2 separate regions of the Mus musculus genome follow, and region 1 is linked to region 2. Evidence: chromatin loops called from intact Hi-C (ENCODE). Cell type or tissue: gastrocnemius. All regions are shown on one strand. Each heading gives the region's core, and the rest is flanking DNA. Links, peaks and the distances in the headings are about the cores only. Region 1 overlaps Ppp3cc (protein phosphatase 3, catalytic subunit, gamma isoform). Region 2 overlaps Sorbs3 (sorbin and SH3 domain containing 3).

Region 1 (5,378 bases), core at 200-5,199, 64 kb before region 2:
CCTCCTTCCTTCTCCTTCTCCTCCTTCTTCCTCCTCTTCCTCCTTCTTTGTATTATTATTATTATTTCTTTTGTTTTTAAAGTTGTATTTATTTATATGAATACACTGTAGCTGTCTTCAGACACACCAGAAGAAGGTATCTCATTACAGATGATTGTGAGCCACCATATGGTGGCTGGGAATTGAACTCAGAACCTCTGGAAGAGCAGTCAGTACTCTAACTGCTGAGCTATCTCTCCAGCCCTATTATTATCCCTTTACATCCTGACCACAGTTTCCCCTCCTTCCTCTCCTTCCAATCCCTTCGTTTTTGTTTTTGTCTAAGTATTTCATTTGGTTTAGGTTAGCCTCAGAGTTGCTGTATATCTGAGGATGACCTTAGTAAACTTCCGATCCTTTTGTGTCCATGCTTCCATGATCCTTACATAGTGCTGAAAATTGAACCCAGGATTTTGTGCATGCTAGGGAGATACTCCACCAACCGAGCTAATTCCTAGCCCCAGGGACAATGTATTAAACATAAACATTAGTGCTGGAGAGATAGCTCAGCAGTTAAGAACACAGCCTGCTTTTGCATAGGACCTGGGTTCAACCCCTAGCACCCATATCTTCAAATGGCTCACAACCATCTTTAACTCTTGCTCCAGATGATTCTGGCCTCTGTGGGCAAATGGTCTCATGTGCACACAAGAACAAATGTACAGAATCTTAAAAAATACAATCTTGAAACAAATAGGACAAAATATTTTCTAATTATTATGACTTACAGTTAATTAAAAATAAGACTTTATAAAGTTTTAATTTTAATTTTGTTTACTTTAAGTGCTAGGGATTGTCCCAGTGCGAAATCTACCACTGAGCACTATCCCCAGGCTACTGTTTAATTTTGGAAGCAGGTGTCTTTGTGTTCCCCAAGTTGGTTAGTTGATCTTTCTTTCCTTACCCTTACCCTCACCCCACCCCCTCTCCATGGTTTTTCTCTGTAGCCCAGACTGGCCTGGAACTTGGTTGGTCATGAATTTCTGCTCCAGTCTCCCAAATAGCTGAAACTACAGTCATATGCCCTCCTCTGGCTCTAGTTCCTGGTTTTCAAATAGTTTCAATTCATTGATACAGTTACTGACTCATGTTCTAAAATCCACAGTGAGTTTTGTACCTCTGTGCTATTTCCAGGAAATTTCATGTTACATGGTTTTCCCTCCTTTATTAGTAATTTCCTGAGTAACAACTTTATAGCAGGCTGTAGAATCCAATCTAGAATGAGATTCAGATAGAGGTAACTCAGCAGTAGAACCCTTGCCTACAGTTCCATCCCCACTTACACACAAAAAGAGTAAAATTCGTGTTCTCTGGAGGAGCTAGCAGTCCTATAGTACAGGCTCTCCTTTCAGCGGGTCTTCTAGTATAATAGAAGTCTTCCTATAATCAGCAGTAGGAATCTTCGTATTAAGACCTTTCCCAGGGGGCTAGTGGATGGCTCAGTGTAGAAAAGCATGTATTGTTCTTGCCCAGGACCCAAGTCTGGTTCTCAGCACACATATTGAAAGGAAATAAAACTTGAGACATGTGATTCATGTAATTTATGTCAAATAGCCCAAAGAGTTGTTTGTGAGCTTTGAAACCTGGGGCTGAGAACATAGCAGAACAGGCCAGGACATGCCCGGGCAGGCCCGTCGTTACATGTCCTGACTGGCCTAGTGCCTACCTATCTCCCACCCTTCTGATAGTCTGTTAATGTTTAAATGGACCAATCATGTAAAACCGCGCCAATTCCTCCCCCAGCCCCACCCCTTTTCTATAAAAGTCCCTAGCTCCCAAGCCTCGGGGTCGAAACCACTGTCTCCTGTGTGAGATACGTTTCGAACCGGAGCTCCGCCATTATGGCTCCACCATGTGGTCGACACCTCTGTCTCCTGCGGGAGATATGTGTCGGCCCGGAGCTCCATCATTAAACTACCTCATGCTTTTACATCAAGATGGTCGTCTGTTCGTGATTCCTGGGTGCGCGCTGAACGACAATTGAGTGGGGGTTTCCCCACTAGGTTCTTTCAATATCAGGCAGCTCACAACTGCCTATAACTCTAGCTCCAAGGGATCCAAATAAGTCTCCTTTGGGCACTTGCCCTCATGTGCACATACTTAAAAACACAGGCATATACATACACACATAATTAAAAATAAATCTTAAAGACCTCGCCAAGTCTTCTAATATATAGTAGGCATTCAGTTTTAATGAATACTAATGTAATTTAATTGTAGTTTGCATTTGACTTTGTTATTTTTTTTACTTGACTGATTTCTCTAAAATATAACAAATGAATTGAAGGTTTTAGATAACAGTGGTGGTCTAATTGTTTTCTTTTTAAGATTTTCACTTATTTTTATGTGGATAAATGTTTTCCTGAATGTATTCAAGTGCATGCCTGCTGTCCAAGAAGGACAGAAGACAGCACCAGATCCCTGGAACTGGAGTTACAGGAGCATGGGACCCTCCATGTGTGGGAACCAAGTTCAGGCTCTCTGCAAGAGCAATAAATGCTTCTCACTGCTGAGCGGTCTCCAGCTACCACTCCTCCCAGGTTTTGAGATAGCATCTTATTTAGCCAGACCTGAAGCTTGCTAACTAAGGCTGACCTTGGACTCCTTACGTGCCTGTCTCCACTCCCAGGTGCTGGCTGACAGCGTAAGCATAAACCACCACGTCTAGGTTATGTTTAGCTTTTGGATGCAATCATTTTTATTATTTTCAAGTTTTTAATTTGTGTGGGGGGGGGAGAAGGAGGGGAAGGGAAGGAACTCGGGAGGGAGGGAGGGAGGGAGGGTCCATTTATGCTTTTTGTATGCAAATGCTTGTGGGCAGAAGAGGATCATTCAATCCATTCTCTTGGAGCTAGATTACAACAGTTTTGAGCTGCAGATGACTGAGTTGGGAAGTAAACTCAGGTCCTCTGAAGAACAGCAAGCACTCTGAGCACCTCTCCAGCCCCTGTCTTTTTCTATTTTTCCTCTGGTCCCCCACACACCATCGCTACATACTGTACTCCTGAACTATTCCCTTACTCTGACTTTTTGTTGTTCTTTTAATTTTTTTCTTATATGTATTTTTTAATACTGTAAGTCCTTTCTAGATTTAATCATTTATTTTATGGGTATGGGTGTTTTACCTGCATGTATGTCTGTGTACCATGTGTCTGCACACAGAGGCCAGAAGAGGGCGTCAGATCCCCTGGGACGGGAACTACCTGTGATTGTCAGCCACCACATGGAACCTGAATCTGCTCACCTATAAGAGAAGGACTGCTAAGCTGTCCTCATAGCACCTTGAATGCATTTTTAAAAAGAAAATTAGGACAATAATGGATATTCCTTCTGTGATTCTTTTCCATTCAACATCATATTAGAAACATTTTTATCATTAATTTTTCTATGATGACACATTACTGGCAAAAAGTCCATGGCTTGCTTTACCATTCCTTTAGTGTTGGGTAAATAGGCTTATAGAAGGTTGCTCACTGCCTTTCCCCCTCCTCCCTCAGGAACAAAACCCCTGTTTTGTTCCAAAAAGTAGGGCTCTGGTGGCAAGGGGAACTTTCAGACTCAAGAAAGGAAGCCTTTTATCCCAGGCCAGGGAATAATTTCTGATTGTTCTGACCTTGTTAAAGTAAATCCTGCCACTTGTGATTAGCCTCAGGATATCACAGGCTCATTCTGCCTGGTGATGCATAAGACAGCTCTCTGGTGCTATTCTTGGTTTTTGTTTGCTTGGCTGCCCTATGGGCAGCTTCCTATGTGAAAAGACTCTTGGGAAGAAAGGTAAAGCTTTGGGCTTTGCCTTATTTTGTTGATGCAGAATCTCACAAAGTCCAAACTGGCCTTGAGTTCATTTTATAGCCAAGGGTGAGTCTGAACACCTACCTTTGTCTTCCCCAGGCAGCGGGTGCAGCCTAAAGCTTTTGGACATCTATTCCACCCTGTCAGTTAAATGTGGATGGGTGTCCCAAGGCAGCCATTTTATGGCTGTGAGGACTGTCCTGTGAGTCACAGAGGAATGAGTAGCAGGAGCGGGCCTGGTTTCTGTGACAGTGTTGAGACCATCACTGAACATCTGTGTCTCCACCTCTTATTTAATTAGAATGCTAATTGGCTTTGTGGCTGTGTCTTAGATTTTAACTTTTAAATTATATTTTCTGTGTGTGTGTTTATATGCATGTCTATAGAAGTCAAAGGACAACTTATAGGAGCCAGTTCTCTCCACTATGTGGGTCCTAAGAGTTGAACTCAGGTTGTTGGGCTAGCAGTAAATTCCATAACCCACTGAGTTATCTCTCAGGCCCAGCTAATTAGATTTTGTATCACTATACTGAAAATGGCACAAACTTATTTTCCATTTTTTGCTCTGTACATTGCAGAAGTTAGTGTCTTGTAGAATATTCCTTGAATTTACAAAGATATATTACTGTATGGGGTGGAGTGGGTGGGTGTGTATGCTACAGTGCTCAAAGGACACCTTTGTGGAGTTTGTTGTGACTTTCCACCTTTATGTGAGTACTCTGATTGAACTAAGGCTCACAAAGCAAGCCCTTTACCTACTGGTCATCTTATCCGGATACATCGTTGATGGCATGACAGACTTTAGATCATAGTCTTAAATGTAAGTTCTTGATTTTCTACTGAGAATTTTGTATGCTAGTTTCTATATAATTTGTTTACCATCTATGAATTTGAAATCAGTAGGGATAAAGGGAGATAGGAACAACTAATTTAGATGGATCACTCAGGGCAGGCCTTTCAGAGATGAGGATATTTGGGTAGAAACGGGAATGACCTTCAAGAGAAAGCACAGCTGAGTGGGAGTCCCTTGTGCGCAGAGGGCACAGAGAATGAAAGCTCAGTGACAGGGACAGCCCAGACAGTAGCAAGGCTGGGCGGGCGGGGTGGGGAGGAAGAGCTGCTGCAGGCAGACAGACAGACTGACAGATAGGCAGACCTTGCAAACCATAGTCAGGGAGTTTAGATTTGTTCTGGGTGTGATATGAAGCACCTGCGTTGTTATTTTAATTGCTATTTTTTCTGATGTGGGAGGCTTTGGGAGGAGCAGCGCTGCCATATTTGTGTCTTACAACAATTACTCTGACTGTTATGTAACCTGGGACTGCTGGAGCCTAAAGACAGGCACAGAAACCCCACTTAGGAAGATTATCTAATAATGCTTGAGACCAGGTGTGCTTCTCCAGAGGTTTTCAAGTATTGAAGGATTTGCATAGATTTTGCCAGTGGAGCATGCCTGTCCAAAAGTAAAATCTTCGAAATGCTCCAGAGGCAAATCTTTTGGAGTATCACAGTGGCATTCACTGAGGTTCAGATTCTGCAGTATCTCA
Region 2 (5,378 bases), core at 296-5,295:
ACACACACACACACACACACACGCAGCTGGACATGGTAGCACATGCTTATAGCTCCAGCACAGAGGCAAGTGGATCTCTGAGTTGGAAGCCAGCCTGGTCTACGTAATGAGCTCCAGTCAGAGCTACACAGAAAAACCTTGTCTCAAAAATTAATAAATTAATTAATAGACAGTGCCTGAAGAATAGTAACTGAGGTTGACCTCTGGCCTCCATATGCATGTGCATGCACATACACATATACAAACACACACACACACCTACACCCACACAAACATGCACTCGCGCATGTGCTGTGCATGCCCATACAGATATGAAAACCACGAGGAAAATGTAAATCGGTCTCCATCTCCTGATGGAGGGTCATCATGCTCTACACTGAAGAGAGTTCTCGCATGCGCTGAATTCAGGCACAACATGCCACATGAAGTTGCTACAAAAGGAGCTGGGGAGAAGGCTCAGTAGTCAAAGTGCTTACTGCATAATTAAAGCTAGGTGCTGCAATATATGTCTACAATCCCAAAGCTGGGGTTAGGGGGTCACAGGCAGGTCCAGTGGCGTCCTGGCTAAGCAGTCTAGAGGAAACAGTGAGCTCCAGGTTCAGTGAGAGATCCTGTCTCAAAAAAAAAATAATAATCTTTTTTTTTTTTTTTTGAGGAATGGTGGTGCCTTTAATCTTAGCACTCAGGAGGCAGAGGCAGGAGGATCTCTGTGAGTTCAAGGCCAGTGCAGACTACATACTGAGTTCTAGGCCAGCCGAAGGCTATCTAGTGAAACATTGTCTCAAAAATTAAAATAGAATAAAAATAAGGGGCTGAAGAGATGGTTCAGTGGTTAGGAGTACTTGTTCCTGGAGAAGACCAGGGTTGGAACCCCAGAACCCACATGGCACCTCACAACTGTCTATAGCTCTGCTTCCAGGGACGCTAATGCTCTCTTCTGACCTCTAAGGATATAAGCAAAACATTCATACACGTTAAAAAAATTTTTTTAGAGTAAACAAATAAAAATTAATTAGGTAGAGGGCTGGTGAAAAGGCTCAAGTGAACAAAGGCAGTTACCACCATCCCTAATGACCTGAGTTTGATCCCAGAATCCATGTGGTAGCAGCAGAGGTCCTACTCCTGCAAACTGTCCTCTGGCCTCCGCATGTGTGTGTGGAATCTGTACATCCCGGTGGTGTGCAATTGACCCCTGGCCTCCACATGTCCGTCCATGCACTGGGATGTGTGCCTGCATGCACACAGGTGCACACACATGCACACACACACACATCAGCACCAGCACCAGAGAGAGTTCCCAGACCCCAGCCATCTATAGGGATGTCAAGGTGCCCGAGTTGGCTTGTCACTGGGGAGGGTGGGTGAGCAGGGAGGCCTGAGAAGGGTGGGTGAGCAGAGAGACCTGATTTTAATTTTCTGATCTCAGAGTGTTGACAGCCCCAGAGACTGGTATCGAAGAATGTTCCAGCAAATTCACCGGAAAATGCCAGGTTAGACACCCTCCCAGGGCCCAGTAGACTCCCAACTATCTGGAACCTGTGGGCGGGATAGAAGGGGGATTTCTTTGCTTATGAAATGAAATTCTTCTGACTCCTCTCTCCAAGCTCTCATGTGAGTGGTCCTGGAAACAGGCACAAACAAACAAACAAACAAGTTGGTGCCTGTAACTCCAGCACTCAGGAGGCAAAGGCAGGGGGAAACACAGACTTGAAGGCCAGCCTAGGCTACAAAGTGAGACTCTCAAAAATCTAAAAAAAGAAAGTGGGTTTGGGGGAAGAAAGAGAAGAGGAAGGGAAGGAGGCAGGGAAGGAGTTTCTCTGTTCTGTCAATGTTTGACGCCAAGAATGGCCTCCAGAATGTAGTTGAGTGGACAGCGACCAGCTGAAGTTTCCCCATGTCCTCTGGGGGCTTCCTGGGATTTCTCTGGACTTCTGGCTAGGCTGTGGCACCACCCGGAGCAGTAGTGTGAATGCAGCCAATACTGAGCTGCGTATGAGCGCTCTACAGGCCACGTGTGCATTGAATCAATGCTTGCCTATCTCTGAGGACTTCCTGTGCACTGAGCACTGTTCTAAAAAGATGCCCAATACACAGATGGCAGAAAGGGCACCCAGAAGAGGTGAGGAAGGACCCTGTGAAGACGCCCTTGAGCTTAGCCCAGAAAGGGTAGAGAGGAATGTGGCCAGCAGAGGGCGCTCCAAAAACCCAGAGGGGAAAACACAGCCAGGGAAACCCTGGATTAAGGTTAAAGGGGATTCAGGATGGGAATCATAGTCAGAAAGGTCATAGGGTCAGGTCTTGGGAGGCTTTGGGGGTTCCTAAGAGGGCTTTGACTTTTATTGGACAAGAAACCTGGAACCTCTGAGCAATTCTGAGCAGCAGAGTGAAGAGTTCTAACCAAGATGACCGGGAGGATCTCCCATACAGCTAGACACAGAAGAGATGGTGGGAACAAGGCTACCAATTCCCCTGATTGGCAAGGCTGGGGGTGGGAGTGGGTAGGAAGCCATCACGAAAGCTCTGCTCTTATCCAGTCTACACCTAGCAGTGGCCCAGTCCCGGGCAGTGGGATGGAACGGTATGGTAGTTCCAGAGACATTCCAAGTATAGCATTGGAATCTGCTGATAATGGAACATAACATGACAGAACAGCATGAGAGTGACTTTAAACCTGAGCAAGCTGAAGGATGGAGCTGCCGTTTGGCCCCCTTTTTGTCTTTCAGATCAGGTCTCATGTATTCCAGGCTGGCTTTGAACTCACCATGTAGCTGAGGCTGACAGACAGCTCTCAGTCTTCATGTCTCAGGGGTCACGGGAGTGGGCCTGGCTTTGGTGCTGACATTTGTTAGAGACAGGGAAGATGGCAGAGGAAACAGGTTTAAGAGGCATTTGGAGCCTGGCAAGGTGGCACATGACTTTAGTCCTAGCACTTGAGAAACCGAGGCAGGAGTTCAAGGTCAGCCTGATCTGCAGTGAGTTCTAAGACAGCCAGGACTAGAAAATGAGTCAACCAGAACAAAAGACAACAAGAACGAGAGGCTTTCGGTTTTCCAGGCCTGCCACACCCAAGGGAAACAGGCAGCGGAATGTCCTGGGCTAGGTCAGGGGCGAGGTCTAAAGCTGTATATGAAGTACCTGGGGTGCTCAAAAAGATGGCAGCCTCCAGTCCTAGACAGTTCCGACGTGTAGCCCTGGCAGATAGCTGTCCTTAGATAGTGGCTCCCTTCGAGACTAAGTCCCTTGTATGAAGCACCATACCCAAAGCCACGGCTCTAGGGCCCCATGGTGGTAGCTCTATTGGGAAGCTGAGGCAGGAGGATTGCCATGAGTTCTAAGCTAACCTAGGCTATGGGGTGAGGTCCTATGACTCAGTGGTCAAAGGCTTCCAAGCCTGACGACCTTCAAAAGCCACCTCGTGAAAGGAGAGGACTGACATTTGCAAGTTGTCCTCTGACCCTCACACACATGCTGTGGCACGCATGCATCCTCACACATACAGACACAAAAGGACATGAACAAACAAACAAATAAACAAACAACCCTGAAGGGGCTGCAGAGTTAAGTGGCTGCTTTTCTAGAAGACAAAGACTCAAGTCCCAGCTTCTGCATGGCAGTGTACAACTCTCTGTAACTCCCGTCCCAGCAGATCTGGCCCTCTTTTGGCCTCCATGGGGAACCAGGCACACCTGTGGTTCACAGACATACATACATATAAAATATAAAATAAGTGTAAAAGTATGACAAATTTAGGTATAAGTAGTCATATTTGCATATACCTGCAGACAGCCTCTCATAGATGTTATAGCACCCCCCAGATTACTTATATTTAATACAAAGTAAATACTGTATTAGTAGCTACATATATACACTGTACTGTCTTGTTTAGGGAATAATGACAAGAAATAGTCTGTGCACATGTGCAGTGCAGATGATTTATATTCTCAAAGTGGACCTGGTTGAACCCATGGATATAGACCCTATGGAAACAAGGCTGAATGTGTTTGAAAAGCTTTGAGACTAGCCAAGATCATACAGGGAGACGGAGACGGGGAGCCAGGGAGACGGAGAAACAGTCCTTAGGATAGAGCCATGTGGGTTCAGAGAAGCCCCACTGAGGCGAGGAATGCAGCTGAGAGACTGGAGTTCCTTTCAAAGAGAGACAAGGAGAGCCAAATAGTCTCCCTGTGGCCAGATGAGAGAAAGCAGTTTCAGAAGGAAGAGCTGTGACAAATGCTACCACTGAGTCAAGCTAGATGATCATAAGATTGTAAGAGAACTGACCATAGGCTGGGTGCAGTCACCCAGCAGCAGAGGGAGGTAAAAGCAGGCTCCTGAGAATGGTGTTTGGGTTTTAGAACCTCTTACTTGACTCCTCCTCCATCCTGAGCCCAGAAAGTCCTGAACATTGGGAGGTGTGGGAGTGGACAAAGAGTGAGATAAGACATTTGAGAAGAAGGTGCAGTTGGAGAAGGGAAGTGGGGAGAGGCTGGCATGGCCAGGACAAGCCTACAGAGGTCAGGAGAGGGTGTGTGTATTGGGGGGGGGGGGATTAAGCAGGAGAACCTAGAGGGTGTGGTTGCCGCCCATTTGGCTCTCCCAGGCCTAAAGGCTGCCAGAGGCAGGCATTTCAAGCCCTCCCAAGGGCTGCCTTCCTAATTCCTTCCCTCCCTCAGGACATTCTTCAGGCCCTGACTCAGCCCTCAGCCCCTGCTCCAGGCAGAAGGGAGGCTGGGAGCAGCTAGGCAGGCTCCTAAAGCACCCTGTCCTCACTCTGTGTTCCGTTGATGACCTAGTCCTTTCTGTTCCCTAGACCTGCAGCTGGACTGGACCTTGGAAGACCCACCCAAAGGTGAGTGAGGGGTGTAGGTTCATTGGTTGGAGTCTAGAGACGTGTGGCCTGGGTTTGGGGGCTTCCTGGGTGGTGCGATCCCATGAAAGAGTATTTTAATGGGCACCTCTGGGAACACTAAGTCCCCTGGTAGTCAATGACTAAGACTACCTTCACTGTCCAAAGAGGCCTTGTTTTGCCATCTGCTGACCAGGTTTCCCTGGGCCTCTCTTTTCTTATCTGTGAAATGGGGATATCACCTGTTCCGAAGCTGTTTTGGAGAGTTTGTATCGTAAATCTCTTGGGACAACGCCCATGTTCTATCCCAGAATCCACCTCTGTCCCTGTGAACCTGTTATCCAGGTGTTAGAATGGAGGTATCACAGCCTAAAGTAACTGCCCGACACTAGTCCTTGTCTGCCTTCATTCATCTCCAGTGGTTTCCGCACGCGCCTCTTCTGCAGAACCCAGGCATCTAGGGACCCTGCAAAGACCTGCCTCCAGGCCTGGCACAACTGAGACTTCTAGCGGGTGAGCTGTGGCCAAGACC

Evidence for each region. A loop is a pair of places that touch in the nucleus more often than their neighbours do. Peaks named below come from ENCODE experiments on the same cell type or tissue, not always from the same donor. Only the 100,000 strongest peaks of a DNase experiment are listed, where the experiment ranks them.
Region 1: a loop joins it to region 2, with 2.0 times the contacts of the local background. A loop is called at or near these places in 4 of 42 quality-filtered maps.

The regions. Positions count from the first base shown.
Region 1 is chr14:70,259,261-70,264,638 of GRCm38, reverse strand. The region is part of intron 3 of Ppp3cc (protein phosphatase 3, catalytic subunit, gamma isoform); the gene reads left to right. Among named protein-coding and RNA genes, the nearest start is that of Gm33790, 13 kb to the right of the region's middle. In gastrocnemius, for the core only: a CTCF peak has its summit at 3,202 (motif pointing right); a DNase peak (open chromatin) is centred at 3,222.
Region 2 is chr14:70,195,394-70,200,771 of GRCm38, reverse strand. It overlaps Sorbs3 (sorbin and SH3 domain containing 3), which reads left to right. Exons shown (of 21, transcript NM_011366.3): 5 at 1,427-1,490; 6 at 4,811-4,849; 7 at 5,266-5,359. Among named protein-coding and RNA genes, the nearest start is that of Gm26908, 5.3 kb to the left of the region's middle. In gastrocnemius, for the core only: a CTCF peak has its summit at 2,170 (motif pointing right); a DNase peak (open chromatin) is centred at 2,190; H3K4me3 peaks cover 597 bases; H3K27ac peaks cover 2,553 bases.